Regions from separate parts of the Mus musculus genome. Here regions 1, 3 and 4 are each linked to region 2. A link is a loop called in an ENCODE intact Hi-C map of the cell type or tissue named here. Cell type or tissue: left cerebral cortex. All regions are shown on one strand.

Region 1 (8,000 bases), 250 kb before region 2:
CTCATGACTCACTCAACTGTAAAAATCATTATCAAACCGTTAAACTATTTTCATAAATTCACATGAAATTAAACAAAAAATGACCCTCAAAAAACAAACTGCACAAAATAATTTATTTATGCTTTAACCTTAGCAAGGAAAAGCTGATGGGTATATTATCAGGTAGCTACTAAGAAGGGAAGCATATACTGTCTGACTGGCAGACAGTGACAGACATCATGGTTTTGAATGTTTACAAGCCAAGCCTTAAGGGTCTGTGCTTGAAATTCACACTCTCCAAAGCAGGTTTGGCAGGTAAAAGTGCTGGCTTGTGCAAGCCTGACCGCCTGAGATTGACTCTTAGAACCCACCTAAAAGCTGGATGTACCGGGGGAAACATCTTTAACCCCAGCCAACCCTGTGGTGAGAGAGGAGAAGGCAGAGACACACACACACATACAAAGATCCCAGGATCAGGTCAAAAAAGGCCTACAAACACAATCTCAAAAATTGTAGGCAGTTCTATACCCCACTGCACACAGCAACTCTCCCAAAGGCAACTCTCTCAAAATCAAGTATCCTCAGACCTACGTTAACTTTATAGAGATTAACCTGAAGTCAGTTATTCACATACTATATAATCAGTGCAAAGATATATTTATTTTGGTTCTATTTGTTGAAAGCATCTTTCATACTCTGGCCTCAAGGTACATGCACATCAAAGGGAAGGCACACAGTACACATTACACTGGGGAAAATTACAAGGTGGAGACTGTGTTAGTCAAGAAACTTTCCATCCATAGTAAATTTAGAGCCCAGAGGGCTTCTTCATACTGTGGTACCAAGCCCTGCAACATGACTCTAGCCAGCCTTGAAAGGAAAAGGAGAAAGTGAGCCAATACTGGCTCCAGTCGAGTTTAACAATTATCCCAGGAGTCAATGAGCTTGGGTAAGCAGACTCTAAGAGCAACACAAAGAAATGGCTCCTCTTGCTGATGTTCAAGTCTAGATCCACTTAAATGTTACTATTCTTTCACACCTTTACCAGTTGTCCAAACAATGACAACATGACAACTGGAGTAAAAGCTGTCTGCACATAGGGAAAGGAGTTTAAAATAGGGAGAAATCTCAAACTTCAATTATCAAGGCCCAGACATCTACCTGCCTGTGACTTGGCACACAACGATAAAGCTATATACAGTAATAACCAACCTATCCCTAACTCAGATTCTATCACTTTTCATCAACATGAAAAGCTTTCCAGGGACAACTGAAAGATTAATTAAGAATTTGGGTAAGACAAATTGAAAAGCTCAGGCTGGGAACTGTAGCTGAGTGAGTAGAATGCTTGCCTAGCAAGCATGAAGCCCTAAATCCCTGGGTTCCATCCTCGGCACAACATAAGCCCAACAAAGTGGCACAGACCTGGAATCTTAGCACTCAGCAGGTGGAGGCAGGACAACCAGATGCTACATGCAGAGTCTGAGGCCAGCCCGGGCTACATGGGACTCTGCCTCATATATATAAATAAATCCCTAAAGTTAGTTGATTTTTTCTTCTCTTACTTGAAAAGTCTAAGGAAATGGGGGAGTTGGGGGAGGTATACAGAAGTCTCAGAAGTTATAAACTAGCTTAGAATTGTTAGTTACCTCTGTTACTTCTACAGTGGTACCAGAGTTTCAAAGAATTTTGAATTTTGAAAAAGAATTTTGAATCAGAATACAAAAAGCTCAAAGGAATCCCTGTCTTGAAAAACCAAAAAAAAAAAAAAAAAAAAAAGCTCAAAACCAATACCATGAAGATTTCTTTTTATCATCACCAACCTTCCAGGAACAACTGTCTAGGCAGTATTTCTTTTCCCCTGCCACCAAAAATTAGAAAAATTTCTCTCACCACCAAGGACAGTACCAAAAAATATTAGCTTCTACTTCCTAGGCTCCTAGTCTCTCATAAGGATTCACAGGATCCCTCAGCTCTTCTTTACATTGGCTAGTTTACAGCTGGGATTTCTGCTGGAGACTATAATAAGAGTAAAAAGTTTAAACACTCTTGGTAGATATTAGCTGTAGTTTCATCATTTTGGACCCTATACAGCAAATGACCTAGAACTTTAATACACTTATAACTGTATATATTTTAAAACTAAATATAAAGAGCTGAATCAAAGCTAATTTCCACAGGGAAAGCAAAATGACAATTCTAAAAGTTTCTATCAGAAGAAACCATCAGTCACAACTTTTGCGTTTTCTAGAAAATAAATACCAAGGGACCCAGTTAGAAGGCAAAGTCATTATTGTATTCAGTATCTTAATGCTACCCACAAAGACTAAAAATATACTACCCGAAAATATTAGAAAATAGTCTGTAATATAGCAATTTAAAACAAAACAAAACAAAAACCCCACAAGCATCTCTTTCCATAAAGGTCAGAAGAAATGTGCAAGCTCTCCACACACATGCATTAGTGAGCTACTCTTTCTTGAAGTGGAAAAGACGAGGAAACAGAGTAAGAGTAATGGGCACAAAAATGGGAGGGGGGGGAAAGGCCTGGAGGAAGGGGGCTCCTTTACAAGGACAGACTCCCAAGATTCTGTAAGTGCAGCTCTTACATGAATCTGTTTTACAAAATGAAGAGCAGGCAGCTGTGGAACTTACAATTAAAATGAAATATTTAAAAAGAAGAAAGACTTGTGTGAGTAAATCCCATCATGGAAGGAGAGGCTGCGTGTGGGGGGCGGGGAGGGGGGGGCGATACAATATAGATGCAGTAAGGAGAGATCCAGGATTGAAGGAGAATGGAGACAATGAGAGCACACAGCGCCAACAAGTCAACCAACAACCACTATACAAATTTAGGACAAAGTACAAAATCACAACCACAACACAGCTTAGGGCAGTGGAGGTCTGCGTTCAAACTGCCAAGACAACATCTCTGGAGCTTTAAGGGATGTGGTGGTGACAAGTGAGCCTGAACAAGTTCGATGAAGGAAGACTGCAGCAGAAGGTGGGTTGCAACAGCAGAAGGGGCCTTAAAAAGAGAAGGGAAAGCTACGTCGAGAAATTTAAAGTGTAGGATTGCAATAGCACAGAGCAGGAGGAAAACGGAGCGGGCAAAGACCTAAGTCGACTGCAGTCTGAGGGAAGCAGGAGCTAGGAGCACTATTAAACCGAACTCCAAGGTGTGAGGAGTGGTGCACGTGGGAAGTCGGGGAGCCAGAAAAGGCTGTACTCAAAAGCAATGTAGCCATGGAGAAGCTAGCCTGAAAATCAGGTTGCAACCCCTCCCCCAAAAACGCATGTGATAAGGTATACTCGAGATGGTGTGACTACAAAGAAGAAGAGGGGAGAAAAGGCCAAACGGTGGATGCAAAAATGTCGGTGTGCTTTTATCATAACGGGGAATAACTAAGGAAAGTGGGTGGAGGGTTAAGGTGGGGAGAAATGATGCCTCCAGAGGAAAATGAGCTGACCACAGGTCCTATCAGGTCTAGAGGGCAGAAGGGACAGTCCACAAGGTCTGAGGGGAGTGGCAGCGACCAGGAAACTATGATGCTAAAGATGAAAAGTTGGGGAGGACACAGTACTGGCTAGGTCGAAAGGAGACTCCCTCAGTAAGGGGCAGAAAGAGGCATGCTATAGAAGAAGGCAAACGGGTTGAGAGCAGCCAAAGGCATGGGAGCAGCAGGGAGAGCACAAACTGGAGACGCCAGGAAAGCAGGAGGCTCCAAGCCGGGCCGCGAAGGCCCGCGGGGGGCGAGGGTCGCGGCAGGCTCTCGAGCTAAGAGAGGTGCGGCCTGGGTGACAGGGTGCGGGGCCAGGACAGGCGAAGGATAGGAGGACGGGGCGTGGCGGCAGCGATACTCACACCTCCAGGATGCGGTCCCCTTTGCGCACCCCGGCCCGGTCGGCCGCCCCCCCGGGCAGCACGGCGCTCACATGCTGCAGCGGCGCGTACAGCTCCCCGTTGATGCTCCGCAGTTGCCCGCCCTCGCTCACTTGGCCCCGCACGTTGAAGCCGTAGCCGGATTCGGACTTGACAATGCGCACGACCCGCGGGCCGCCGCCTCCCCCGCCACCGTTCCCGGCGCAGTGGAGCCCAGACCCCCCGCCGCCGCCTCCATTCCGGTGCGGGGCTGAGGGGTGAATACCTTCCCCGTCCTCGTCCGCCATCTTGCGAGCAAGCGAGCGGTCCCCCGCCCCCCTACGCCTCCACTCCTCCGGCGCGCGCCCGCCCCCTCCGGCAGCCGCGCGACCCCGGCGCGCGCCCGCTCCGCCGACCGCTGGAGCTAGTGGGCCACCGCGCTGCGAGGGGGTGAGGAAAAGGGAGCAAGGCGGGAGAAGCAGACGGTTGGGCGCTGCAGGGCCTCCTGGGAGATGTAGTTCTGCAAATGGTGCATGACGCATCCGGGCTCAAAGCCTTCTGGGAGTTGTGGTTTATTGGGCTTTGGGCTCTGGTTAAGTTTCCTTGGTTGGATGATGAGAATCTTTTTTTGTTTTGTTTTTTCGAGACAGGGTTTCCCTTTGTAGCCCTTGCTGTCCTGAACTGGCTCTGTAAAGCAGGCCGACCTCAAACTCAGAGATCCACCTGCCTCTGCCTCCTGATTGCTGGGATTATGCCCGACCACTAGTTGGTGATTCATTGCAATCTTGAATCGGTTATTCATTTGTATATTCATGTTGGACAAAGCCCCAGCAATCAAGTGATACAACCAGATCGTGAATTCGGTTCCTTATTTCAAGTATTAGGATACGGAACTTTAGTGTTACCAAAGTCAAGCAGCAATTATGTAACAGCATTTAAAGCTCAGCTGTTTTTGCGCAACTTTCTTTTCCATGTTATTGCAACTTCACGGCTATATACAGACATACAAAAAAGCATGTGTGGAGGAAAACAACAGCTTCCATGATTTAGAACTGGATATTAAAGTGGTCAATAATTTTAATTTAGCAAGAGTTTTGAAGTTGCTTTTATCTTGTTTATTTCATTTCTTCCAATAGCACAAGAGAATTCTTAGAAAGCATGCAGTTGGTGTTTTTGGCGATCTGGCAGGATATAAACTTGATAGAGCTGGGTGCCTGGTGACAGCAAGTAATGACAGAAATAATGCACATAGCAATCTACGCCATCACTGCTCCACTTTGGTATTTGATTTCCCCCTACTGATAAGGTCACTAGTTAATCCATTCCTGTTTAGTAGATGTTGTAGAATACACAAGATTCCACAAAGCAAAGACAAAGGAAACAGTATCAGCCTCCTCAGGTATTCTCAGTTCTTCCCCACCAAGCACCATGTAGATAAAGAGCTCTGATGAGTGATGTTCCCCTAAGGTATCAGAGCCTAAGACACACAACTTGGAAAGGTTGCCATTCTGTACAAAGGAATACAGTAGACTTGCTCTTTGTCCTGAGGGGGACATTACTTCATCTCCCAAAGTGACATATTAACACAACCCCCCAACCGGAGAAATAACCTGGAGATAACGAGCCAGGAGTCTTCCTTCTTGGCATCCAGCAGAAGAAGAGGAGAAGCACCAAGAACTACCTTTCTCAACATGACTATGTACCAAGTCTTTACATCTAGAACTTATTAACGCTTTACAGCACTAGCCCAGTCCCTGCTTGGTAGATGAGGTTACACAAGTAAAAAATTATGAACCTAAAAGAAGCAGATAATTTATAAAAACAAACAAGCCCCTGAAAGAGTTTACTGGCCATGGAGAGTTTTTAAGATTACAAGGGACAGAAGAAGCAATAGGGGGATTAAGAGATTTTGAAACATACTGAATGGAGACACAAAGTCACTACAGTTAGAGCATACATATGAAGGTTAAAAAGAAAGGTTTGCATTATAAACAAAAGGAATAAAAGTAACCTTGTTTTACAACAAAGCTGATGAAGACTCTTGGTTAGTTCTGAAATACTGAAATAATAAAGATAGAATAAGTTTTGCTTCAACATAATGATGGAATCTGGTTTGGACTTGAATAATTTATTTTGAATTGAGTACTGGATGGAAAGAACTTGCTGCTAAAATAACTAGTTTTTTGGTTTTTGGTTTTTTTGGTTTTTCGAGTCAGGGTTTCTCTGTGTAGCCCTGGATGTCCTGGAACTCACTCTATAGACCAGGCTGACCTTGAACTCAGAAATCTGCCTGCCTCTGCCTCCTGAGTGCTGGGATTAAAGGCGTGCATCAACATGCCCAGATAGAACTAGTTATTTTTGCCAAGCCCACATCTTTAATCCCAGCACTCGGGACACAGAGGCCAGCCCATCTCTGTGAGTTGAGGCAAGCCAACCAGGAGCTACATGCTAACATTCTGTCTCAAAAAACAAACAAACAAACAACATTTGCCTTTATTTTTTATTAAAAAAATATACTGAAGGTGGGAGGGCTAGAGACATGGCTCAATGGTTAAGAGCACTGGCTGCTCTTCCAGGTGTCCTGAGTTCAATTCTCAGCAACCACATAGTGGCTCACAACCATCTACAATGGGTTCCGATGCCCTCTTCCATCATGCAGGCATACATGCAAATTGAGCACTCATATACATAAATTGTAATGTACTTACTCGTATATAAATACATATATACATAAACAAATATACATATAGATACACTGAATGAGGCTAAGGGTGTCAGCCAGTCAGTAGACCACTTGCCTAGCATGCAGGAAGCCCAGCTTAATCCCTAGTCGCATAAAAACAAGATGTGGTGATACACTCCCAGCACTCAGAACTTGGAGGCCCTAGGAAAAATCAGAAGTTCAAGGTCATCATCCTCAGCTATAGAGCAAGTTCAAGGGGATCCTGGGCTATAAGAGACCTTTTTTTAATATTTTTTTCAGCACACACGCACACACACATACATATGTGTGCACGCACACACACACACACACACACACACACACAAATTGAATGTACCTTCTGTTCTAGGCTTTTTAACAATGGTGAGAGATGCAGAGATAAACGAGATAGCTACAGACTACAGGTTTAGGGAGTCAAACTGCACTGCCCTTCATGCAACCTCTTCACCCCTCAGAGTCCGTTTCCACTCACACACCTGGGAAATAACACTTTTGTGACGGTCATTGTAGTACTGTTTATAGTCACAGTAGCTTGGATTAATAACAGTCATTGGGTAAAATATGATACATCCACAATGGAAAACATCATCACTTAAAACAAAAAGAAAAACTAAAGAAGCTCCTAGTGGTATGGCATGAAATGAGCTCACAGAGACTGTGCCCAGTCAAGCGAGAATAGGACAGAGCACAGACGTAATATCTTACAGTGTATAAACGGGGAACCACATAGCTCAGTATCTTTAGATACAAGAAACTGGTTGGAGAGATTGCTGATAGGGAAGGAGTCTGGACAGCTGGGCAGGGGACAGGAGTAGGAGAGAGACTTTTCTCATTATTCCTTTTCTTTAACTCTTCTCTAACTTTCAAACTTTCAGTCAAATGAAAGCCAGTAAGGGGACATAGCTCAATGGCACGTTGCTTGTCTAGCATGCAAGAAGTTCTGGGTTTCAGCTCTCACACCACTTGTAATGCCAGCACTGGGCAGGTAGAGGCAGGAGGATCTGAGGTTCAAGGTAATCCAGGCAGCTAAGTAAGTTCAAGGCCAGTCTGGCACGGGAACCCTGACTTATTAAAAACAAACCTAATTAATTAGCTAACTAAATGAGCCAGCACCGGGGACTTATACCTGTTTTCCTGGCACTTGAGAATGAAAGGCAGGGGAATCGTCACAAGTCCAGAGTGAGATCTTGCCTCAAAAAGACATAACGAATTTTAGGAAAGATCAAACTGAAAGACAAGTTTGGTATATAATAAGAATGAGAAAATAAGGGCCTAGGTGATGGTTTGGTGGTAAAGCAGCCTACAGCCAGGCCAGCAAGGGCCATGGGGATGGCTCTGTGGTAAAGGTGCCTCCAGCCAGGCTAGCAACCTAAGCTCTCTCCCTGAGACACCAAGAGAACCAACTCCACAAGATGTCCCCTGACTGAGACACAAGCA
Region 2 (8,000 bases):
AGTCCTCCTTTCTGCTCGCCCCAGTGCAGTAAGCTGTCGAGCTTTTCCACTGGGAGAGGTTCCGATGGTGAATTTTTTTTTTCCTACTACATTTTCCAAAACAAAATCTGTTTACTTTGCAGCTTCTACCGCCCTGAGGGTATTCGGGAGGTTCAGGTGCGGTTAGTTTGTTGTTTGTTTGTTTGTTTGATTGATTGAAAAGAGCTGCCATTGTCCCTCAAAGCCATCTTCTGCCTGGACTGTGCGATCCCACCCTCCCCAGTCCCAACCACACTGCCCACAGCAACCGGTCCACCTCTCGCTGAGTCTCAGACTCAAGTGACTGTGTATCAGCACCGAGGCCACTTCTGCCTTTGAAGACTTGGGAGCGTTTGACATTTCCAAGCAACAAGTGGCTTCAATTTTCAACCTGGAGCAGAAACTACAAGGCAAGAAAGCAAATAAGTGTCTGCATAAGTGGGCTGTCCAGTGGTGGGAAGCTCCATGGGAGCTGTCGTTAACCTTTAACTTCCTTTCCTAGAAACCATGGAAAGGAGTTAGTGTCTCCTGTTGCCTTTGAGAGCCAGGACCCAGCTGAGGGCTGAGGTGCATATATTACCATAGCAGACCTGGCCCACTAGGAAGAGGAAGGCTCAGGCGCACAGGTGCCCAGATACGGGGAGTGCCTTTAAAACACCCAGGCCCTCTGATGAAAACCAACCTTAGGGAAGGGACCATGCTACCAGAATTCTGGGTGGTAGAACATTATGAAAAGGCCATTGAGTATGATTGCAAGGAGGAACACGTAGAATTTCTGTTGGTGAGAAAAATATGCTTTTCAATCATCTGACAAAGATGGTGTTCCTGTCTAGGCTATTTACACTGTACCACTGCCTGGGCCAAAGGGCTCATCCAGGTTGGGAAGTGGAATCCAGTTTTACTGTCCTATGTGGTAGATGCTCCTGATGCTATGGAAGCTTCAAGATGCCTGTGCATCATGTGGTCACGCTCAAAATCCAGTTACACAGTTGCCCCAAACTAGAAGACTTGTGCCCTGAACAGTGGCTGCACACCCCAGTAAAGAATGCTCTGAAGGGCTGCAGAGATGGCTCAGAGGTTAAGAGCATTGGCTGCTCTTCCAGAGGTCCTGAGTTCAATTCCCAGCAACCATCTATAGTGAGATCTGGTGCCCTCTTCTGGCATACAGGTGTACATGCAGGCAGAATGCTGTGTACATGGTAAATACATCTTGAAAAGAAAAAAAAAAGGAATGCTCTGAAGGACTTATTGAAAGATAAGAGTCAGTTTGTTGGCCCAGGAGTGCCCCCTTTCACAGTTGGCAGGTGATCTGTGATTGAGTATGGATCATTTGAACAAGGCAACTCAGGGGAGAGAATGTTCAGAATCATCTAACAATATGAGTGATCCAAAGGGTCCACCAGCCAAGATCGCCCACCTGGAAGCTAGGTCTGCTTTGGTATGTAAAATATGCACCCCAATCCCTTGTTCTGGGTCTGTAACCCAACATTTCTAACGTTAAAGTAGTCCCCTCTCCCGGGGGTATTACTACTAGGGTCTGATTTTTTCAATAAGTCAAATTGGATGGTCACGCAGACCCCTTTTCAATATGCTTCAAGAGGCACCTGTGACTTGATGTAGATTTCTAAGAACTTGTTCTCTTGCTTTCATTTCCCATCATTATCAAGAAGGCTCTAAAGAGACCACAGCTATCAGCCTTCTTCATTCTAGAGACCCGTACGTTAAGTGAGGATGCTAAACGTCCCAGCACTGATCACATTAATGTGGACCTTCCCTCTAGCACAGGGATAACACGGACTATAAAGTACTGCAGAGCTTTGGAGGATCCCGCTTGAGGTTTGACTAGTACACAGAGACTGCTATATAGTTTAAAGCTGTTGGCCTTTTCCTGGGGTGGTCTGTCAGCTAGCTACTAACTTATCCTGATGTCTCTCCATGTGAGTCTCAGTGCCTGCTTCAGCTCCTTAAGTCTCCTTTTTGCCTCCATCTTTCTCTTTGTCTCTGCCTTCCTGGAAGTTCCACCAGTACTACCTCCAGCAGCCAACTCTTTTTCATGTAAAAACCCACAATCCTTCTTACTCCACTAGTAGACTGGGGAAGCTTGTGATAGCTTGTCTCATTTCTAAGGGCTGCAGGGGAAGTGACATTTACATATTAACCCAGCATTGTCGGCTCCAAATAATTATTGAGAACACAAAAAAATATTCTTTTCCATAGCCAGAAAGTACAATATTTGTGGCTCGCCCCGATAGTAAAGTTTTGTTTTCTTTCATTTCCCCAGTCTGGCCTCAAAAGCACTATATGCTGAGGTGATCTTAAACCTTTGGTCATCCTGCCTTTACCTCCTAAGTACTGGGATTGCGAGTATGTGCCGCCATGTCTAGCACTTGTATAGTCCCTTTCGAATCACTGTTCTAGTGCCCTGAAGTAGTAATTTACAGCTTATTCTTGTTACAAAATTCCTTTCCCCACCAGCTATCCATCACTGAACCACTCATCAGTTCTGAGTACTGTGGGGTTCTACTCCATGCCTGCTGATCCCTGCCCACCCATTCCTCCAGCTGCCTCCAGCCTTAGGAAAGCTAAGCCATTTTTTACATTCAGCATGGTGTTCTTCCATTTTTTTTTTCTTTATGGAAGTTATAGTGCCACCACTCGCACAGTTTTGTTTGCCATCATGAGTTGAAAGTGTCAAAAGTGAAGACATGGCCTCACCACTGCCACCCTGGTCCACAATCATCTTTCACCAGGATTAATGTAGTAATATCCTAACTTGACTCCCTCCCTGTGGCTGCCTTTTCTCTTACTAGTTACCCAACCCCTTCCACACACAGCTGGAGAGATCTTTAAAAGCAAAAGGTCATTTCTCTTAAGGGGTTGACATCCTCTAGTGGTTTTGCTTTCATTAGAACTAAGCCCTGAACTCTGCTTCTTTCTTTTCAGACTTTTGTCCACATTACTTTACCAGGGCTTTCTCTAACAACTCCTCATAAAATACACATTTCTCCATCATTCCCTGTACCATACTTCCAGCCTTGAATCCTGCCCATTGCCAAAGCACTTAGCAAAGCATGGATTTATTTATGAAACACTTGGTAGTTTACGTTTCTAAGAAGCAGATAAGCCTCCGGTCTCAGAAGTCACCAATCTGGTCATCTTGAGGTGCCCAATCTCAGAACGTAGTTTTTCTGACTAGAGGGAGCAAAGGTCACTTGGGAACATTCTGACCAACAGCCCAACTGTGGTTCAATCCAATAGGATCAACTTGCAAACATGTGGAAGCTTTTGAGGTAACTTTATCACCAACCAGAACAAGTAAGCTCAGCCAATCACTTTTCTGAATCACAAGAGATGATAAAGACATCATTTTACACCACTAAATTTTGGGACTGCTTGCTATTTACTGTTAACTGATGGGAGAGTTTTAGTGTGTGTATATTTGTTGTTTCTTCCCTGGTAGAATGTAAGTTTCACATGCACAGGGGTTTGTGGTTTTGTTTTCCAACATTTTCATGTTTTAATTTTAAAAATTAAATTTATCATTTCTATGGTTTTAATCATAATATTATATATTGTGGGAGGGAGTTATAGGGTGTGTGTTTGAGTATAGATGCCTGTCAAGCCAGAAGAGGGCACTGTATCTCTCCACTGGAGTTGGAGGAACAGGCAGTTATGAGCAGAGTTCAGGGTGCTGGGAACTGAATTATGACCCAGAGGAGCAATGACAGCTCTTATCTACTGAGGCATCTCTACAGCCCCGGGACTTTATTACTGTATTCCTAGCACCAAGAACAGTGCCTGAAACATGAAAAATATACAATAAATATTGGATGAAATAATGGCGTATCAAATGTCTTCAGTAGGATGTGATTATGGTTGTTGTGGTCAACAAAACGTGGTGTAATTTGATGAGATATCTTTCGCTGGATGAAAGTAACTAGCTGGCAGTTTGGAGAATATATGCAAAGGAATAAGTATGGCTCTGGATCTACCCATTCCTGTACCAAGCAACTTTGTTTAGAACTTGGTTTGGAGCAAGTATCAATATATGGCTTAAAGATCATTCTCAAAAACCCAAGGGAAATACTGCATTTTATCATCTGAGGACATAATGAAGGACAAAACTTAGCTACCAGAAGTTAGTTTTTGTTTGTATGAAAAGTGGTAGATAATCTTGAATGGACTAATCAATTTACTTGAGCCAATCCAACGGGGCCATGGAATCTATGGTTTCTGAGATTGGAGATCTCTGCTGAGTCTATGCACAATGGTTTCAAAAGCAGTTCCCGCCGGTAGAATGACCTTAATAATCACGAGGTTTCTCCCCCAGAATCCAGAAGGGCTTGATGATAAAATAGGTTTTAAAAACAATTCTTTAGCTAGGTGTGGTGGTGATTCCTTTAGTTTTCAGTACCCAGGAAGCAGAGACTCGTAGATCTCTGAGTTTGAGACCAGCCTGCCCTATCTGGTGTGTTTCAGGACAGCTAGGGCTCTGTAGAAAGTCCCTGTTTCAAATAAACAAACAAACAAGCAGAAAAACAAAACAAAACCTCAAAACCAAAAAAGTATTTCATTTATACAAGGCACACTGTCACAGAAGGTTACTCAGACAAGTGTCTCTTAAGGTAGAGTGTTATCTTGCTTTTTGTTGCAACAACAGTTGTTGGTGCCATTGGGACTCACCATTTTGCTTGTGGCATGAAGTTTTTCTCTTGAATTGGTAATAAACCTTGAATAGAAAGTAGGGAGAGTGCAAATTTGTCTGGAAAGTCTAAGAAAGTATATTATGAGATATTTTCTTTGGTAGTGTCATTTTTCTCAGCAAAATTTGGAAACTGTTTGTGAAGCTAATTATTCTTTTCTCCATGAAAGCTTTTTCTTTATTTATTTATTTGCAGGCCCAGACAAACTTGACTAGAAAAGAAGCCCGGACAAGGGTTAGGATGAGCGATGACGTAGCGTACTAGCCAGCCAATTGAAAGAGCACGAGAAGGGGAGGGCGGAAGTGACGAGAGGTATCCCTCCGCGGGGCGAGAGGGTCGGTGGGGGGAGTCGGCGTTTCTCTCCCCCGCGCCAGCTCCCATACACGGAGCCACATTCCTTGGCCCCCCCACCCCCTCCCTCGGGGCCCCCCGCCCCCCTCGGGAAAAAAATCCACCCCAATCACTCGAACCCGAGGGAGGCTTCCTTTCACCCTCGGGGAGAGGAGCTTTCAACGGTTCCCTCTTCCCCGTCTCCCCCCCGAACCCCGGTCCCCTCCCCTGCTCCCACCCCCTACTCCCGGCGCCGGGTGCAAGGTCCCTTTAAGGCGACGGCACCTTCCTCGGGTCAGACTACCGGCGGCGACGACCACGGGAGGTGAGTGAGCGAGCGAACCCCGGCGCTCTCCACCCCCTTTTCCCGGGGGTTCCGTTATCTTTTCGCTGGGCCGAGGCGTTCCGAAACGAGACAATGAGAGGGGGATGGGGCGCGCGCGCGGGTTGGGGGAGGGGCCGAGCGCGCCCCCGCGGCCCCCGAGTGGCGGCCGCCCCACGGCAGCGCGCGCTGTGGNNCGCGCACGTGGTCTGCGGCGCACCCGGGCCACGGAGCCGCGCGCCCCGGCGACGGTGGCCCAGGCCCCGGGATGCCCCACTGCCCCCGCCCCCCTGGCGGTGCCGCGCGCGCTCGCGCCCCCACGGCCGCGCACCGCGGACGTCCACAGGCACGCCGGGCGCGAGCGTCCCGGAGGAGTGGGCGGCGCGGGCGGCGGCGGTCACCGGGGATGGGGGGGAGTTTGCAGAGGCGCGGGCACGCGGGGCCGCAGCTGCGGAGCGGTGGAGCCCGGGGTTCCCGCCGCCCCCACGCGCGGAGGCGTGAGCGCTGGTTTTGAGCGGGAGGAGGGAAGCGAGTGGCTGCCCCGCCGGTCCCCTGTGTTATGTAATCCCGCTCCGTCTGCGAGGACATCCCAAGCCTCTGCAGCTAGTTGAGGAAGTCTCCTCCCTCGGCCCCCAAATTTATGCATGGATGGCGCTGTGATTTACAAAATGGAATGGGGCAGAATCTATTTTCTGGTGATTATGTCCTGCCGCTGTAGGCGCCATATTTAGCCCAAGGACTATTTTCTTTAGATTTTTCAACACCTTCTGAAAAAGAGTAATGTCATCAAGCCACCTGCTTTCCCTTGTGTCTGCCTATGGTCCTGGTTTCCTCTCCTGAGTTGTGGAATTCTTGCAAAGGGTCAATACCACTGCACATTTCTCACTTATCTTAAGCCTTTAGTAAGAGAGCTGAGAGTCTTTTTGGCCTTTTCGTTCTCTAGGAAGACATGGAGATTGAATTGTAATGTCTTTTCAACAGTGCAGAGATAGCCTTTTCTCCACACCTGTTCACCTCCTTTTGTAGCGCAAAACGCCACAAAGATGAGGTTTTAAAAGCAGTTTCCCCAGATGAAGCGAGAAAGGAGTAAGGCAGCTGTTCCTCTTGGACGGTGACAAGGCAGTTGGACCCCGTCCGTGTTCTGGAAGGAGGAAATTGGGATGACTTCTTTATTGTCGTCATTCTTAACTTTAGGGTGCATTCAAGCATTTTGGAGGCTATTAAACGTGAAGTTTAAGGACTTTGTGCCTAAAAGGTTTTTTTTTTTTTTTTTTGGAGGGTGGGGTGGAGTGGAGGGCTAGTATCATCTTTATCTACACTGGGCAACTAAGATAATCAGTATATTAAAGAGTATTGCTAATGTGGGAAGGTGATCAAAATATAGTGTTAAAACAATTAGATTGTGCCCTCGATTTCTGTCCCCTTCCCTGTATTGTCAGGGTATGTCAAACGGAAATAAAAATAGAAAGGACTTGGAGGAGAACAGGTGGGCTTAAGAGTTGCCACTCCCATCTTGACTAGGTTCTAATCTAGGAAAGCAGTTTACCCATTGTGGTTAGCTGAGCCTGGAGTACACCTCAGCACCATTCAAGGGCGTCTTGAGACCTTAAGAATTATGAGTAAAGCTTTTTGTGTCTCCCATGACTTTTGCAGTGATGATGTGTAAAAGCAAGCCCCTGATTTCGGTGTGCTTACCTGAGAATGGCCTTGATGGAGCAATGGCAGCATGAAACTAGCATGAAATTGTTACGTTTCAGCTTTGGAATATATCTTTAGTTTTTAAGAATCTAATAAAACTGAAAGGCATGAATAAAGCATTTGTATTATCTATGGATGTATTTTTTTTAAGATTTATTTTTTATTTATTATATGTAAGTACACTGTAGCTGTCTTCAAACACTCCAGAAGAGGGAGTCAGATCTCATTACAGATGGTTGTGAGCCACCATGTGTTGCTGGGATTTGAACTCAGGACCTTCGGAAGAGCAGTCAGTGTTCTTAAACGCTGAGCCATCTCTCCAGGCCCATATGGATGTATTTTTAAAGTTTTTCATGCATTTTAATTGTTTCCTTATGACATTTTTGTATGTGTACACAATGTATTTTTATCATAGTAACAGCACATTACTCTCTTGTCACCTTCCCACTCCTGCTGATCCCCTCCCCCAAGTTCTCTCCTACTTGCATATCTTGGCCATGGGTGTGGGGGACCTAGTGAGTTTAATTAGTGTTGCTTACAGGAACAAGGGCAACTTAACATGAAGACACTATCTCTTCTTACCCTGGCAGCCATTAACTGACTATATATTCCTTTCATGTTGGCGTGCTGGCATAGTCTTGAGCAGGTTTATGCAGACAGTCCCAGTTGCTATGAGTTCAAGAGGGCATGCCAGTGTTCCACAGCACTCTCAGGTGTTCTTCAGCTCTTAGCATTCTTTTGCACCTCTCTGTGATGCTCTCTGAACCTAGAGTGGGCCATAGAGATGTTCCATGTAGAACTGAGCATTCTTCTACAGCATCTTAGTTAGCCCTTTGGGCAGTGATGAGTCTCTGCAGAAAGATGCTTCTACCAAGGCTGACAGCAGCACCTGTGGGCATAAGCATACATGTTTATATGGGCATTTGATG
Region 3 (8,000 bases), 47 kb before region 2:
GTTGACTCTGCTTCACCGCTGCCTACGGCAAGGAAATTCACCTCAGAAGTTGTCTGGTGCCCAACGTATACCTCGTCTGTGGCCTGGGAATGTGGAGGTGTAAGTCCCCTAGTCTTTTGGTCTCCTAGGGAGTTCTGCCTATGTTTCTGCACCACTAGTAAGTACTCTAGTCTATCAAAGATCGTGAATCAAGGATGCCAACTAGGATTTCAGGGAATCAAGAGGATTCTGGGAAGGGTCAAGGAAATTAGCTGCACTTCCAGATCTCACCAGTGTCCCCCAATCTAGAACTAGAGAAAAAGAAGGAAATATAGGGCTGGAGAGATGGCTCAGCGGTTAAGACTGTTCTTCCAAAGGTCCTGAGTTCAAATCCCAGCAACCACATGGTGGCTCACAACCTTCTGTACAGCTACAGTATACTCATATACATAAAATAAATAAATAAATAAATCTTTTTAAAAAATATACAAAGAGACTACTTTGTAACAGAAAAAAAGAAGGAAATATGTATTTGCTGGAAGGAAAAATTTTTACATCAGCCTCAAGAAAGAAGACTATTTCTAGGTGGGTGTGGTGATATGAACCTGTAATCCAGGCACTGGGAGCGGAAGGCAGCCCACCAGTTCAAGGTCAGCCTCAGCTGTACAGCAAGTTCAAGTCCAGCATGGGCTATGGCAAATTCAAGGCCAGCATGGGCCATATGAAACCCAGTATCAATCCTCGTTTCACATCCCCGAGAAAGCAAACATTTTCAGCTAGTATGTGGGTCGAGGGATTTATGCTTCTCCATTCCCATTCCCCTCTCTTGTAGAATACACACAGTTCTTTCTAGAGGAAGAAGGAAAAAATTTCCCTGGCATGAAAGCAAAGAAAGAAACAGCCTTAAATAATCTCACACCTAGGAAAGAGATGGGTGCCCTCGTATTCTGACCTTAGTGTCTTACTGGCAACTGCTTTCACCTGTAGGCAAATGGTCAGGGAATGACCCCACACCTCAGCATTTCCAAAGCCAGAAGGAGAGTGTCAGAGACCAGTAAGGACTGACGGGGGCGGGGAGGGGGTAGTTACCCCCAAAACCAGCACATGCGGATATCACCACTTCAGTCTCTGAACCTCTGGCGGCACTTCCATTTGCTCCAATAGGATGAACCCTCCCCCGCCCCCATGCTGGTCTCCAAGAGAAATTCTGCCCCAAGGGCTGGCGCCTGACCTCCAGAGATTGTAGCGCTGAAATGCATGCATGCCCTGGGAATAACCTAACCCTCAGGTGCCTCACACCTGGCACCTTCCCAGCCACTCGCTTCTGACACCGTGGAGTAGGGGTTAGCTCTTAGCTCTGCCACCGCACTCTGACCGCCCTTCCTGCTAAACTCAGCACCTGTGCCCAGGAGGAGGGCATTTGATGCCTCTACTCCGGCCCTCGAGCATACTCCTGAGGACCCACTCGCATCGCAGGTGTCCTCGCTCCAGACAGATTCACTCACCCCGGTCCAGATCAGTGCTCCCGGATTCACACACCCCGCAGGGGATCGCGCTCCGACCAGCCGAGCTACACGCGCTGCTGCAGCCCAGCCCCTCCGAGCTCTGAGCTCCCTCCTTTCCCCCGCCCACCAACCTGTTACTCCCCAGGAGCTCCGCCCCATTGGCCGTCACCTCCCGCCCCGCCTCACCCCTTCTTCTATTGGTCAGTTTCCCGCAAGGGGCGGAGCAGACACCGCGGGAACCCAGAACCGGGGTCCCCAGCCCGGTGGACGGGAGGGGCGGTGGGGTCACGTGGACTGGTGGGGCGAGGGCGGGGCACCGGGGGACCTAAGAGGCCATTTTGGGGGCGTCGGGGCTCTGCGGACCCGCGTAGCTTAGCGCCAGAGCATCCCCTGGGTTCTGTGGGAAGTGCCTTCCTCGTGCTCTTCTCAAAGCAAATCTCGGTTCACAGCCCTTTCTGCCCTTCATCTGCCTCCGCATAAGCCAGAATACAGTTCTGTCGCTTTCCGCAGAAAATTTCTTCGTAGTCTCCCGATGTCAGCGCGTTCTGCATCTCTGCTCGCCTGCCTTATCGGCAATCCGAACCAAAATCTCAGTCGTGGATTCTCATCCTCGGGCTCCTGGCCTCCATAATCATTTTGCACCCTTTTTCTTTGGAAGATGTAATCACCCAATTTACATCACCCTAAAAATCATTTTCATTTTATCTCCCTATGAAAATCTCGGCCAGAGCCGAGATCTTCATTTTCTTTTGTTTTGTACGCTTCATCTCAAACGCCTATAACAGAGGTCAGCACATAGTTGGCTCTTAATAAAATGTGTAGAATGAATGACTTGGGAACCGAGTGCTGTAAATTTACACGCATCAGAATAAGCTTTATAAGCAGAAAGGAGCTCAACTACAGATTGTAAATCCATCTTTTCTGAAAGCCTGTCAAGTAGGGCTTTTGGTCCCACTACACCGAAAAGACTCTGGGGTGCTTTGCGTGCAGACTGAGGCAGGTAACATTAAAGCTGGCTCCTAGTGTCAATCGCTGAGGTATGTTAAAAGAAGATTGGCTTAGCTTACCTTGCTGGCCTCTGAATAGTTCTCTCCTTTATTTGTTCAGTAAATATTTATTGTAATATATTTAGATTTGAAGAGGAATCTTCCCTACAGCCAGCATTTCTGTGGCGTTAGCTGGAGATCATTCCCTTCCCCTCCCCCAGCCTTCAGATGCTGGGCGTGGACCCTGGAGGGGAAAGTCCACCTACCTGTTCTGTAGCTGGGTTGCTAGGTCTCCGCATTCCATGAGAAGCCTTCTATGAGGGATACAGCCCTTAAGGAGGAACAAGGAGGGAGGGAGAGAGAGGGAGAGAGAGGGGGAGAGAGAGCGAGAGAGAGAGAGAGAGAGAGAGAGAGAGAGAGAGAGAGAGAGAGAGAGAGAGAGAGGAAATATGTGCGGTTTGGGCGACCTATTGCAGAGGTGGTGTCCCTTCTGGGTCAGGTTACTTTTACACCAAAGAGTGGTCTGGAAAAGAGATCTTAAAAATAAACAACTAAACAATCAAACGGACAGACTGATGAATTGGCCCCAATACTAGTAAAGTGAAGGTAATTGAATTCTCCTGGGTACCCCTTAGACTGTATTTAGTGTATTTATAGAAGATAGAAATAGAGTAGTTATCCAACATTAAAGCACGGGTGGGGAGAAATGGGAGCCTGAGTCATCCACCATCAACTTTTCTTCCTTGGGGGATGAACTCAGAGAGCTTTAAGCTCAGATGAAGAAGAGGGGGGAAGCTTCCCCTCCCCCCCCCCCAGATTTCAAAAGAAAATCTATCCTGGTGCACACCTTTGATCTAGCAGAGAGTTTGGGGCTAGCCTGGTCTTCAAATCAAATTCCAAGCCAACCAGAGCTACACCATGGGGGAAGGTGTCATGGAGAGACACTAAAAGACCCAACCCCCCACCCCACCCCTTTTCTGAAAGAGTAGTTGTGAAAGAAGAGGGTGTTGAAGAAATTGAGTCAGATAACTTTAGACACCTGATTGCTGGACCTGCCACAGAGAAATGTGATTGATTCTCTTCGAGGCTGAAAATAATCTCAAAAAACGTGGAGCTGTTGAAATGATCTGTAGCTGGGGGTGAGGAGGGGTATGATAGAGGCCAGTGGAAAGTCACAAATGATTTGCTTAGTAGAAGATTTCTTTTCAACCAAAAGGTATAACCTGATGTGAACTTTTAGAAAACAGGTTAGGTTATATACCCATAGGGGTCTTTTCTACAGGTCATACTAGAGAGATTTCTGGTTTTGGTTGGTTGGTTTTAAAAGATTTATTTATTTTATTAATATGAGTACAGTGTAACTGACACACCAGAAGAGGGCATCAGATCCCATTTCAGACTGTTGTAAGCCACCATGTGGTTGCTGGGAATTGAACTCAGGACCTCTGGAAGAGCAGTCACTGCTCTTAACCACTGAGCCATCTCTCCAGCCCATAGAGAGGTTTCTCTAACTGTGCAGATAAAAAGAAAAGGAAAGAAAGAAAGAAAGAAAGAAAGAAAGAAAGAAAGAAAGAAAGAAAGAAAGAAAGAAAGAAAGAAAGAAAGAAAGGAAGAAAGAAAGAAAGAGGAAGAAAGGAAGGAAGAAAGGAAAACAGGTAATGTTAATGGTCTGTGGTTCAGAAGAGTGCTAGCCTAGCCTGTGCTGAGGATTTGGCTCAGTAGAAAAGTATTGCCTGTCATGTCTAAGGGCCTAGGGTCAACCAGTTGGAGAAAAGGTGTCACAGAGGAGCACCTGCCTAGGGGAAAAAAAAAAGCTGGAGAAAGATGAATGGGAATAAGAGAATGTACAATGGCCAGAAGAGGGAGCCTATAGTGTGAACAAAGGAATGAGGAAGTAGTGGGAAGATAAGGGGTGTTAAACATCAACATAAACTGTACAGTTTATATGTAGTCCAGTGTCTTAGTTAGGGTTTTACTGCTATGAACAGATTCCGTGACCAAGGCAAGTCTTATAAGGACAACATTTAATTAGGGCTAGCTTACAGGTTCAGAGGTTCAGTCCATTATCATCAAGGTGAGAACATGGCAGCATCCAGGCAAGCATAGTACAGGAGGAGCTGAGAGTTCATCTTCATCTGAAGGCTGCTATTGGAAGACTGACTTCCAGGCAGCTAGGATGAGGGCTTTAAAGCCCACACCCACCGTGACACAACTCTTAATAGTGCCACTCCCTGGGCCAAGCATATTCAAACCATGACACCCAGGCTGGCCCTCTCCATCCTTCAACCTGAGCCTCAGAGCATGAGGTTGCAAGAGCACACCAAGACACCCCACTACAGAAGGCTTTGGAGCAAGCCAGCTGAGGCCTGGCAGAAGGCCAAGCTCGGCCTGTGTGATAGATGCAATGGTAAGGCTTGATGGAGGAGGCCAGCCTTGCACACTAGGGCAGTGCAGAACAAAGGGGACTCTTAATCCCAGAGATGGAGAGAGGAAGACCACTGTCTGAAACCACCTTGGATAAATTAATTAAAGCAAGTTTTGTTGTTTTGGTTTGTTTTGTTGATTTTAGAGACAAGGTTTCTCTGTATAGCCCTGGCTGTCCTGGAACTCACTCTGTAGACCAAGCTGGCCTGGAACTCAGAAATCCACCTGCCTCTGCCTCCCACGTGCTGGGATTAAAGGCATGCTCCACCACTGCCCAGCTAAAGCAAGCTTTTTTATTCATAGACATGGACTGACTCCCCTAAGGCAGGGTTTGAGAGGTCAGCACTGGATGTGAGGGAGACAAGAAAAGGCTTTTATAGATCAGGGCCAGGGGAGTTCTAAATGGGGGTTTGGTGAGCAAAATAGGCGGAGTTATAGGAGCAGAAAATATGCATAACAAGTTAGTCCCTCCTGAAACAAAGACATGGTTGCAAGGTGGGCATAATCAGGTAGTCATAACAACAGGTAATCATAACAACATCGTCATACAACATTATGAAACAAAGATAGGGTTGCAAGATGGTTATAAACAACTTTTTGGAACAAAGACATGACTGCCATTCCTGAAACAGGCAGTACAGAACCATTTGTAGTTAAAGCTACAGGTGGGACATAACCCAACCCTTGAGAAACACAGGTTTAATCATAAGCAGGAACAAATCTAGTTTGCTTTTATAATAAGATGGTTTTCAAGTCCAAGATGGAGGCAGGCTGGCTTCTCGGGACAGGAGACTACCACCTAGAAGCTTTGTCAGGATGTCTCTTGTTGTTTAGCTCTTGAGTTTTACTTACATAATTTATTATGGTTATTATTTATTTAATTTTTAGAAACAAGAGTCTCATTATGTGGCCAAGGCAAACCTCAGACTCACTATGTAGCTCAGGCAGGCCTTGAATTCATGACAACCCTGCCTCTTTCTCCTAGGTAGTTAGATTAATGATGTACACCATCATGCCTAGCTAAATTCATAGTCTTTAACAATAATAGTTTATGCTAACACATTGGCTTTTCCTGGTTGAGTTGAATTTCTATTCTTGGTATGACTAGGAAAGATAATTTTTAAATATGGTCCCAGATAAGCCAGGCACATAATCTTACCATGCAGAAGACTGAGGCAAGAAAACTGCCACAAAGTCAATGCCAGCCTAGATTACATAGTGAGTTCTGGGCTAACCTGGGCTCCAGAGTAGAAATGTGTAGCTTGAATGAGAAGTGCCCCTATAGGCTCATATGTTTGAATACTTGGTCCACAGCTAGTGAAACTGTTTGGCAAGGATTAGGAGGTGTGGCCTTGATGGAGAAAGTGTGTCACAGTTTCCAAAGACTCTGGCCACTTCCAGTATATCTGTCTTTGCCTCATGCTGTGTATCAAGATGTGAGCTCCTGGCTCCGGCATGATGCCCACCCGCTGCCATGCTCCTCACCATAATGATCTCAGACTCTATCCCTCTAAAACTATAAGGCCCAAATAATCTCTTTTTCCTGTAAGTTGTCTTGGTCATGGTATCTCATAGCAATAGAAAAGTAAGTAAGACAGACCCTGTCTGGAAAAATAAAGGCGGGAGGGATATAGAGGAGTCAGGAAGGAAAGGAAAGAAGAGAGGGAAGGGGAAAGGAAGAACGGGTTACAGCAATACTTCGTATGCCCTTCCAACTTTGGGGACTTCCAAGGGTCTCCACAAGGTATTTACTTCTCCTCACTCATTTCTCAGGTCTTCTCAGCTCAGCCTGGGAAGCAGAGCCATGGAGACCAGTGACTTCCAGACATAGCACCGATTCTGCAGTCAAGACACCATGTCCTAACCACCTCTGGAAGAGCTATAGTTCCATCCAAGTCATCTCAGTTCTTTACAGTCTTCCATCTTCAGCTTCCTCGGAGAATTAAGAAGATGAGCCCAAGTTGGCTGTGGTGTCACACTCTTCCCTTGTCCCAGCACTCAGGAGGAAGAGGCATCTCTGTGTTCCAGGAAAACCAGGGCTCCACTGTGAGACCCTATCCCCCCAAAAATTAATAATAATAAATCCAGATTTTATATTCATATTTTTATTCCTTCATTTATTTTTGGTGTCCTGGCCATCCCCCTGTCTCCATATCCTGAGTGTTGGTATGACAGTTTGCCAAGCATGCCAAATTCATAATCATATCATTGTTATGAACTCTTAAGGGCAGGTGTGTCATGTTCTTTCCCAGCTTGTCCTTCAGCTAGCAGATAACTCTTCAGGACAAAGAATTCCAAGCCACTCTAACCAGCATCATTCCTGTCAAGGGAAAGAAAGACCCATCAGGAAGCTACCCCCACTCCCACCCCCATCCTCTGTCGCCTTTGTCCTCCAGCACTCACCAGGTTATCTCTCATAGCCTGGGCAACTAAATCTAGTATCTTCAAAGTTTCCAGTGTAAACTGAAAGTAAGGGTGTCCTTTGAAAGGAAAGGGCATGACAAGAAAGCCATCTATGCCTAATTCTGGTGGAATTAAAAGGAATAGGCTCTTTCCATGTAATTTTTTTTCAGAGTTGTTAAAACAACATTCTGAGTAGAGAGCCAGCTTTTCCCCACACACCCAAACAACAGCTGATTCCACCCCGCATCTCTTCCCTTCTGTCAGTGAAGGAGACAAGCTTGGCACCTGAGATCTGCATACACACCCCCAGCTCCTCAGGATCCCTCCAGTCTTCCCTGTCTATTGTGGCAGAGTTTTGGCAGAATTGTACTGATTGATTGATTTGCTTCAATTCTGCATCTGAATTTTTTTTTTCGAAGTTTACATTTTGTACTGCAGAGGCAAGTTGACAGGCAGAAATAACAGAGACTGGGACGGGATGATAGCTCAGTCAGGAAAGCACCTACTCTACAAGTGTGAGGCCCTAAGTTCAATTCCTCGGAGCCCAATTTCAAAGCTGGGTGCAGTGTGTGTGTGTACTTGTAATCCCAGAGACAGAGCGATTACTGGAGCTCACTGGCCAGCTAGAGTAGCCTACTTGGTATTCTAGGTATTTGGGAGCAATGAATGACTTGGAAACCTCTTGAAGAACCACAGCCATGGG
Region 4 (8,000 bases), 370 kb before region 2:
GGTGGTGGTGGTGGTGGTGGTGGTGGGATAGTATTTAATCCCAGCACTCATGAGGCAGAGGTGAGCACAGAGGATAAGGTCTTGTCTCTGAGGGATAAGTCTTGTCTTTGAGTTCCAGGTCAGCCTGGTCTACAGTGCAAATTCCAGGACAGCCAGGGCTACACAGAGAAACCCTGTCTCAAAAACAAAACAAGCAAAAGACATGCTCAAGTAAAGCTGTGAGAGGAAAGAATTTCATCTCCCCAGACCATAAGCAACCTTATAGCAGGAGAGCCTCTCCGCCCAAGGATATTGAACACAATACTGAGCGTAAGAGAAGCCCTACCACCAGGTGTTAAACTCATGCTTTTCTTGGAAAAGCTTTGAAATGTATTTCCGATGTGTACATTCTAAGAGGCAACCAAGCAAAGGGGGCTGGAGGGCAACGTGAATAAGGACAAAATATACAACATACACTGGAGTAGCTAATTTGTTTTTCTATGGTTTTGGAGACAGGGTTTCTCTGTGTAGCCCTGGCTGTCCTGGAACTCACTCTGTAGACCAGGCTGGCATCGAACTCAGAAATCCTCCTGCCTCTGCCTCCCAAGTGCTGGGATTAAAGGTGTAGGCCACCACTGCCTGGCTTGGAGTGGCTAATTTTGGTGGTCAACTTGACTGTGTCTGGAATCAACTAAAACCTGAGCAGCTGGGCACACCTGCGAGGGATTTCTCTTGATTGGAGGAGGGATGACCACCCTAAAGCTGGGCCACACCTTCTGGTGGCAGCCCACATCACAGGGCATGGGAGAAGGAAGGGTTTGTTCTTTGCCTGCTGCCCCCACTCACTGCTGAATTTACCTCATCACCGAGATATTTGCTGATGTTAGAACCTGCTACTTCATGACTCCCAAGGAGACTAAAGACCAGTAGCTCCTAGGAACCCTCCAGGGCTCTAGCACTCAAGTGGGACAGCTGGGACATCCAGTTTTGTGGACTGAATAGCCACTGAATTCTGAATTCTTAGCCTTTCTGTCAGGAGAGAGCCACACAGCCTGTAAGCCATATATGTGTGTGTGTGTGTGTGTGTGTGTGTGTGTGTGTGTGTGTGTGTGTATAATCAGTTCTGTTCCTTTAGAGACTCCTGACTAACACATACATGTATTCAAATGTCACAATGAAACCATTTCTTTGTATGACCACTTTAAGTCATATAAAGCAAGGTGGTTAGAAGAACTGGCTGCTCTTCCAGAGGACCTGGGTTCAATTCCCAGCATTCATATGGTGGCTTACAATGTCTACAACTCCAGTTTCATGGGCTCTCACTCCATCTTCTGGCTTATTTGAGTACCACACACACATAAAATGTGCAGACATACATGCAGGCAAAACACTCGTACACACAAAATATAAATAATTTTTTAAATGTACTAAATAAGAAAAAGAACAACAAGCCGGGCGTGGTGGCGCACGCCTTTAATCCCAGCACTTGGGAGGCAGAGGCAGGCAGATTTCTGAGTTCAAGGCCAGCCTGGTCTACAAAGTGAGTTCCAGGGCAGCCAGAGCTATACAGAGAAACCCTGTCTCGAAAAAACAAACAAACAAACAAAAAAAAAAAAAAAGAAAAGAAAAGAAAAAGAACAACAGAGGGGACAAACATTTCCTCATTGCTATCACGGAACCTCCCACCCCAAGAATAAGCCATTGGGTACCCCACCAGCGTTATAGCAGCCAATCAAGCACCTCAAAAATTCTCCTGCTCCCTGATCCCATCTTCTCAGGTTCTTCTCACTGGGGTAGGCCCAGGAGGTTTAATATAACACATCACATAAGGCCTTGCTGTGTGTATGTTTTCTGATCAAAGCTTTCTTTGTTTTTTTTTTAAGATTTGTTTTTATTATTTAATTATGTGTGTAGTGGGAGAGGGGGGTATGTGCATGTGAATGCAAGTGCCCACAGAGGGCAGAGCTGGGGTTACAGGCAGTTGTAAGCTGCCTCGTATGGCTTCTGGGAATCACACTCAGACCTTTAGAAAAAGCAATATGTGCTCTTAGCCACTGAGCCATCTCTCCAGTCCTGTGTTTGTTTGCCTGTTTGTCTGTTTGTGGCAGGGCTACAAGCTACATCCACATGCGCACTTGTGGAGGCCGGAGGGCAGCCTTGGGTGGAGGGGTCTTCTGGCACCATCCACTTTTATTTATTTATTTCATTTTGTTTCTATTTTTGGGACAGGGTCTTCCATTGACCTGGAACTCACCTGCTAAGTTAGGCTGGCTTACCAAGAAGCCCCAGGAATCCACCTGCCTCCACTCCTCCAGTTCTGGGACTATAAGTGCACACTACCACAGTTGGGGTTTTTTAAATGTGAGTTCTGAACTCAGGTTCTCCAGCTTACAAAGCAAGCATTTCACTATCTTCATCCCCCTTTTTGTGTATCTCCTAAGCAAGGACAGCTCTGTCCATGCCAGAGATGCTGACGTATAATTCTGAAAGCACAGCAATAACTCCTCTGGAGCCAGATGTAGCAGCACCTTCAAAGCCATGGCTGAGGCAGGAGGATCATGGCAACTTTGAGGTCAGGGAGTGAGACCCTTTCTTAAAACCAAATCAAGCCAACCTCCGAGGGTTCCGGCTCCTAACGAACATGGTTCTGCTGCGTCTTCCTGTTCCCTTGCCCTTTTTGCCACTGCAAGTGAGGGCAGCTAGGAGCAAGGGAAAACAAATAACACTCAGCCTGTGCTTCTGTTGCCATGGTGATGTCGACACGGGAAACACAGGAGAGCTCCTTCATACACTGGAGTCAGCTGACTGGAGAGGCCAAAGACTGAGGCAACAAACCTGAAAGATGCGCGCGCGCACTCACACACACACACACACACACACACACACACAGCTCCTAAACATGCAAAGGGCTTCATGCTACCATCTGAACCATCTTTCAGCCTCTTAGCCAGACATCAAATAGATGACTGGCTTGCTCCTAAAGTCCCCAAAACAAAGTCCTCTACCTCCCAGCCATCTGTTACAACACTCATGGGCCTCTTGAGTTTTCAGTGTCTGTCCATCTGTCTTGATGTCCTTCCAGCCCAATTTTTCTCACTATTGCGTCTATGGGAAGCAAAGAAAATCACCACCTGACATTTGAGAAGGTCACAGGATGCTGGAGTGAGGACCTGCTTGTTTTCAGCCCGCCACAACTAAATGGCTTGCTCAGTACCCCCCAACTCTGTTTGTAGTTTGATATGTGACCAGAGTGGGAACAGTCCCTGGCACCCCAGACCCCTGACCACCTCCAGGAGAAAAGGAGTCAGGCACAGCAGGCTGCCATGCACTGAGCTCTCCCCCTTTCAAGTGAAAATAAGAGAGAAGGCAGGCAGATCTGGGTTTAATCAGTATCTTAAAGGCCCCTGATAGGAGAAGGCCCACACAGCTTGGAAATCCACACTGGTGGCAATGCTGCTCTCAGGGCTCCAGATGACCCTGCAAAACAGAAGTGGTTTCACTAGATTAGGAGTGGGGCCTTAGGTGGATTTCTGAGTTCGAGGCCAGCCTGGTCTACAGAGTGAGTTCCAGGACAGCCAGGGCTACACAGAGAAACCCTGTCTCAGAAAAAAAAAAAAAAAAAAGAGTGAGGCCTTTCCCACCTCACATTAAGAAAAAACAAAGAAATAAAAAACAAACAAACAAACAAACAACAAAACAAAAAAAAAACAACAAAAAAAACCTCTTCAGCCTTCAGAATGGCTTTAGGAACTATTCTGCCTGTGGAGGGAGGAGGAGCTAAAACACACTATGGCCTTAAGGGCTAATCTGATGTACAAGGTGGTTGGAAGACTGTAGGAGGGAATTCCTCACCTCTAGGGCTCAGGAAAAGGACTTGGTACTGAACCCCCCCTTCCCAGCCCCCGCACCTCAGGACACCTCCCATATCCATTTCCCAATCCACCTCACTAGACCAAAGACTCCTGTCAGTGACACAGAGACCAATTCCAGGCCTCTGATCACAGCCTCTATCCCCCTAGACTGTCAGGAAAATGGCCTACTGCTACCACACTGCTCTGCTGTTTCTCCACTTGCATTCTTTCACAGCCTGGATCCATAAACCCGTGCTGCTTTTCACGAGAGTGAGGCTAACACCCACCCAAAGCTTGATTCCTTCTGGCTTCTCCCAGCAGCTGAGCATTGTGGCTTTGCTAATTAGGTTCCTTTCTTCTCTTTAATTAGCTGCATGTGAATTCTGCTGGGAAGTCTTGGATCCGTGAAATAGTCTGGGACGAAAATCAGAACAACGCAATCATCAATGCTGAAGGGGAAAGCCTGGGCGACAGCTTACTCTGCTAAAACATCGGATGCTTTGTCCTAGCAGGGCTCACTGGTGGTCCCCACTTTACAACACAATCTCGGTGCCTGTACTGTCCCTGGCAGCCATCCCCATGAGTGCCAGGAAACCATCCTAGGTAAGGCCTGTGCATGTTGCCCAGGCTTTCTGCTCTTGGCCCACCTGAAGCTCCGGGAGCCACCAAGGCCTCCCAGATCCTGAGTGTTCTGCCCCTGGTCCATTTAGGACCTGCCCTCCACTCAGTTTGCCATGCAGGCCTTTTCAGAGAACGCCCTCTCCTGGGAGAGCCAGGCTCACAGCGTGATGACGGAAGATGATTTTTACACCAGGAAGAATGTGAGTCACAGTGCATCTGCTGTGGCAGGGAAGGCCTGCTCAGAATACTGTGGGCTCCCAGGGTTAACTGCACCCAAGACACCAGCCACAGCTCCCCACTCTATATTGTTTGACCGGAAGCCATCTCTGCAGCCAAGTCCATTAAAATCACCTGGGGAGTCTTCAGAACCTTGGCTGCCCCCCCCCACCCCCTTCCAGCCCCCAGCTCCCCCCCCCAGACTAATTAAATAAAAATCTCCAGAGACCAGGCCTGAACATCAGCATTTTTTAAAAGCTCCCCAGGTGGTTTTAGTGGGCAGCTTGGGTCAGAAACCACTTTGGGATCCCCATAGACCATGGCTGCCTGACTCTCCTTTGGGAATCTCAAAATTCTTAGTCCTCACCAAGAGAAGTCCTGCCCCAGTGCTGCTCTGGCCTCATTTTGAGAAAAAAAGACAGGAGAATGAAAAGGCTTTCAAAAAATAGCTCCTATGAGGGACATCAGGTGAAAATGGAACCCAGACTCCACAAAAAGTCCCGGGCTTGTCCAACTCTAGATCCCCAATTCTGCTTCTTGCACAGACATGTGGGACACCCCAATGCCACTGTACTCACGTGCAGCAAATTCAAGAATGTTGTCCGGTCTTTTCAGAAACATTTCTCTGTAAAACATTAAAAGGAGAAGGAGAAGGAGGGAGGAAGGAGCAGGAGGAGGAGGAGGAGGAGGAGGAGATAAATGGGGGTCCTGCAGGTTGCAGCCACTGCCCCATCTTGCTCTTTAGGAAGCAATTTAATGACAGGCCTCCCCTTCTAGAAGTCAATAGATCAGGAGATCTTAGACAAAAACATGAGGATCAAAACAATGGAATGGCTAGGCATGGTGCACACTCAGGAGACATGGGCAGGTGGATCTCTGTGTTGTTCAGGCCAGCCTGGTCTACACAGTGAGACCCTGTCTCAAAAGAACATAAACCAAGCATTCAAACAGCAGTAAACAAACCTAAGCCATATTCATTCCACAGAGGAGCTGCGGAGAGGCAGGTGGGGCTTTCTCATCTAACACTTTCATACACTCAGGACCAAGCAAATGTGAAGTGTCTTCTAAGTCCTCAAGAGGCCCATGCCTTATGGACAGAATGCAGCCCTGTGATGGTCTGAGGAAGTTTATCCGTGGATTTCCCGAGGCCAGGGAGACAATAAACAACCTAAAAAACATTTTTTAAAGGACTTCAAATGGGTTATTAGCTCTGCTGCACAGCAGACAGACATGAAGGTAATGGCAAAGTCTCAATGCAGCCAGGGTACTGGAAATGTCTGATAGTCCAGAAAGTTTCACAGTTCATAAAACATGTGTACTAATACTATCTCACTTTATGACATCCCTGTGATAATTGTATTCCTGTTTTGCTTATAAAGAAACCAAACATCACTGGGCGTGGTGGTGCACGCCTTTAATACCAGCACTTGGGAGGCAGAAGCAGGCAAATTTCTGAGTTCGAGGAGAGCCTGGTCTACAGAGTGAGTTCCAGGACAGCCAGGGCTCAGGGCTACAACAGAGAAACCCTGTCATGAAAAAACAAAAAGAAAGAAAGAAAGAAAGGAAGGAGGGAGGGAAGGAAGGAAGGAAGGAAGGAAGGAAGGAAGGAAGGAAGAAAGAAAGAAAGAAAGAAAGAAAGAAAGAAAGAAAGAAAGAAAGAAAGAAGAGTAATTGTATTGAAAGGGGCCCTTGTGATACAAATGGAATTCGACTAGCAAAAATAAAGATTGAAAGACAAGAGCATCCCAGGGCCAGGGATACAGCAAGACCAAACAAAACCCAGAGATGCAAACAGCCCTGTGTCCTGTGTGTGTGACTGCCTTGTGTCCTGGGTGTGACTGCCTTGGGGTTAGCAGCTGGGTTGTATCTGCTCTTATATCCCCAGGGTCCAGGAGAGCACTCAGGGGTGTCTGCCTGGGCTCCCTGGGTTTAGGGAATAACTAGAAAGGCTGGCTGGTTGGCTTGCAGACATGCGGAGTGGAGGAGACAGGAAGACTCCTGGTGGGAAGAGTGGTAGAGCATGTGCTTAGCACAGGGCACCAGGGTGCCTGGCACTGTGAAAAAGAAGGCAGCAATGGCAGTGTGTGCCGGAGTCACAGTCGCAGGATGGAGGTAGTACTGAGTATAAGGAAGTGGGCACAAAGTGGCAGGGACTGGAGAATGCCACAGACAAAAGGCAATGGATGTGTGCTGTTAGACTCGGCTCGCACCTGTCCTCCCACCACCCGGAAAGGCTGAGGCCAGCCTGGTCTGTGTTGTGACACTGAAACCCTTAGTATTGAGATCACCTGAGATGTTTGTTTCTCCATCGGGAGTGTAGCCATGCATGGGAAAGTTTGTCCAGCTTAAGACTTGTCATTTGTCTCTATATTTCAACAGGTTGTTTGAAAACAAACAGAAAAGGCAACATTGAGGAGCCGCTGGAGAGTCTTCTAGACAAGGGGTGATAGAGAGAGCTGTAAGCTTGAAGGAGCCGCTGGAGAGTCTTCTAGACAAGGGGTGATAGGCAGAGCTGTAGGAAGACTTGTCTGACTAAGCTTTTGAGGAAGCTGCAGCTCCAGCCCCGAGTCTGCAGTTTCTCGGTACCTGGAATAGGTTTGGTCTCTGTATTTCTCATTTCTCAGGCCCAGATTGAAGTTATTAAGTTATTAAATGGCCACAAATCACAGAATCCAGAAAACCCAATCTGAGGACGCTCTTCCCAACCGGAACAGTTTGCAGCTTCATCTGGCTTGCACATCAAGAGCACACCCCAGGGACAGGCCTGAACAGGCAAGCTGCCTTCACCTAGCCCTTTCTTCTCCTTCCTCTTCACACAGGAGGAAGCCAGGAGGGAGGAGGAAGCCAGGAGGGAGGAGGAAGCCAGGAGGGAGGAGGAAGCCAGGAGGAGTTCGCCCAGCTGAGCTGCAGGGCAGCAAAGCCACTTGGGCTTGGCTGGTTGGCCTTGGGAGGTGGAAAGGGAGGGAGTGGAAGGCTTTGGGGGCTACAGGGATACTGCAGAGCTGGTCCCAGATGCCCCATCTCTCCCTGGAAACTTCCTGGGCAGAGACACAGGGCCACCCAGAATTCCACCCTCATTCACCACCCAGTGTGCTAATCCCTTGTTTGTGAATGATGCCGGTGTAGATCTAACACAGGTCCTCAGTGTTTCTCTGCCAGAACCATACCCAGCTTAGACTTAGGTCCCAGAACTGGAGCCACGCCATTCATTCTTTATTTCCCTTTAGAATAAAAAATGCAAACATCATCCCCACATCTGACACAGGCAGATGACTGTGAATTTTTTTTTTTTTTTTTTTAAGACAGGTTCCCTGTATGTAGCCTTGGCTGGTC

The links. Peaks named below come from ENCODE experiments on the same cell type or tissue, not always from the same donor. Only the 100,000 strongest peaks of a DNase experiment are listed, where the experiment ranks them.
Region 1: it touches region 2 in a loop (10-fold over the local background); 6 of 42 quality-filtered maps call a loop at or near these places.
Region 3: a loop joins it to region 2, with 2.5 times the contacts of the local background. A loop is called at or near these places in 4 of 42 quality-filtered maps.
Region 4: it touches region 2 in a loop (2.6-fold over the local background); 6 of 42 quality-filtered maps call a loop at or near these places.

The regions. Positions count from the first base shown.
Region 1 is chr3:94,578,401-94,586,400 of GRCm38, forward strand. Snx27 (sorting nexin family member 27) reads right to left here and starts at 4,316. Exons shown (of 12, transcript NM_001082484.2): 1 at 3,845-4,316. The coding sequence starts at 4,149. In left cerebral cortex, a CTCF peak has its summit at 4,311; DNase peaks (open chromatin) are centred at 3,113 and 4,329; H3K4me3 peaks cover 2,428 bases; H3K27ac peaks cover 1,501 bases.
Region 2 is chr3:94,832,365-94,840,364 of GRCm38, forward strand. It overlaps Pogz (pogo transposable element with ZNF domain), which reads left to right and starts at 5,073. Exons shown (of 19, transcript NM_172683.4): 1 at 5,073-5,376. It also overlaps the pseudogene Gm15263. In left cerebral cortex, CTCF peaks have their summits at 1,196 (motif pointing left) and 3,668 (motif pointing right); DNase peaks (open chromatin) are centred at 5,008, 5,327, 5,952 and 7,601; H3K4me3 peaks cover 2,399 bases; H3K27ac peaks cover 2,301 bases.
Region 3 is chr3:94,784,892-94,792,891 of GRCm38, forward strand. Cgn (cingulin) reads right to left here and starts at 1,591. Exons shown (of 21, transcript NM_001037711.3): 1 at 1,485-1,591. In left cerebral cortex, a CTCF peak has its summit at 4,334 (motif pointing right); DNase peaks (open chromatin) are centred at 1,685, 2,518, 4,810 and 7,547; H3K4me3 peaks cover 1,684 bases; H3K27ac peaks cover 923 bases.
Region 4 is chr3:94,461,640-94,469,639 of GRCm38, forward strand. It overlaps Riiad1 (regulatory subunit of type II PKA R-subunit (RIIa) domain containing 1), which reads right to left. Exons shown (of 7, transcript NM_025506.2): 5 at 5,246-5,292; 6 at 4,118-4,244; 7 at 3,346-3,456. The coding sequence ends at 4,174. Among named protein-coding and RNA genes, the nearest start is that of Riiad1, 8.0 kb to the right of the region's middle. In left cerebral cortex, a CTCF peak has its summit at 4,599 (motif pointing left); DNase peaks (open chromatin) are centred at 2,742, 4,161 and 4,591; H3K27ac peaks cover 1,827 bases.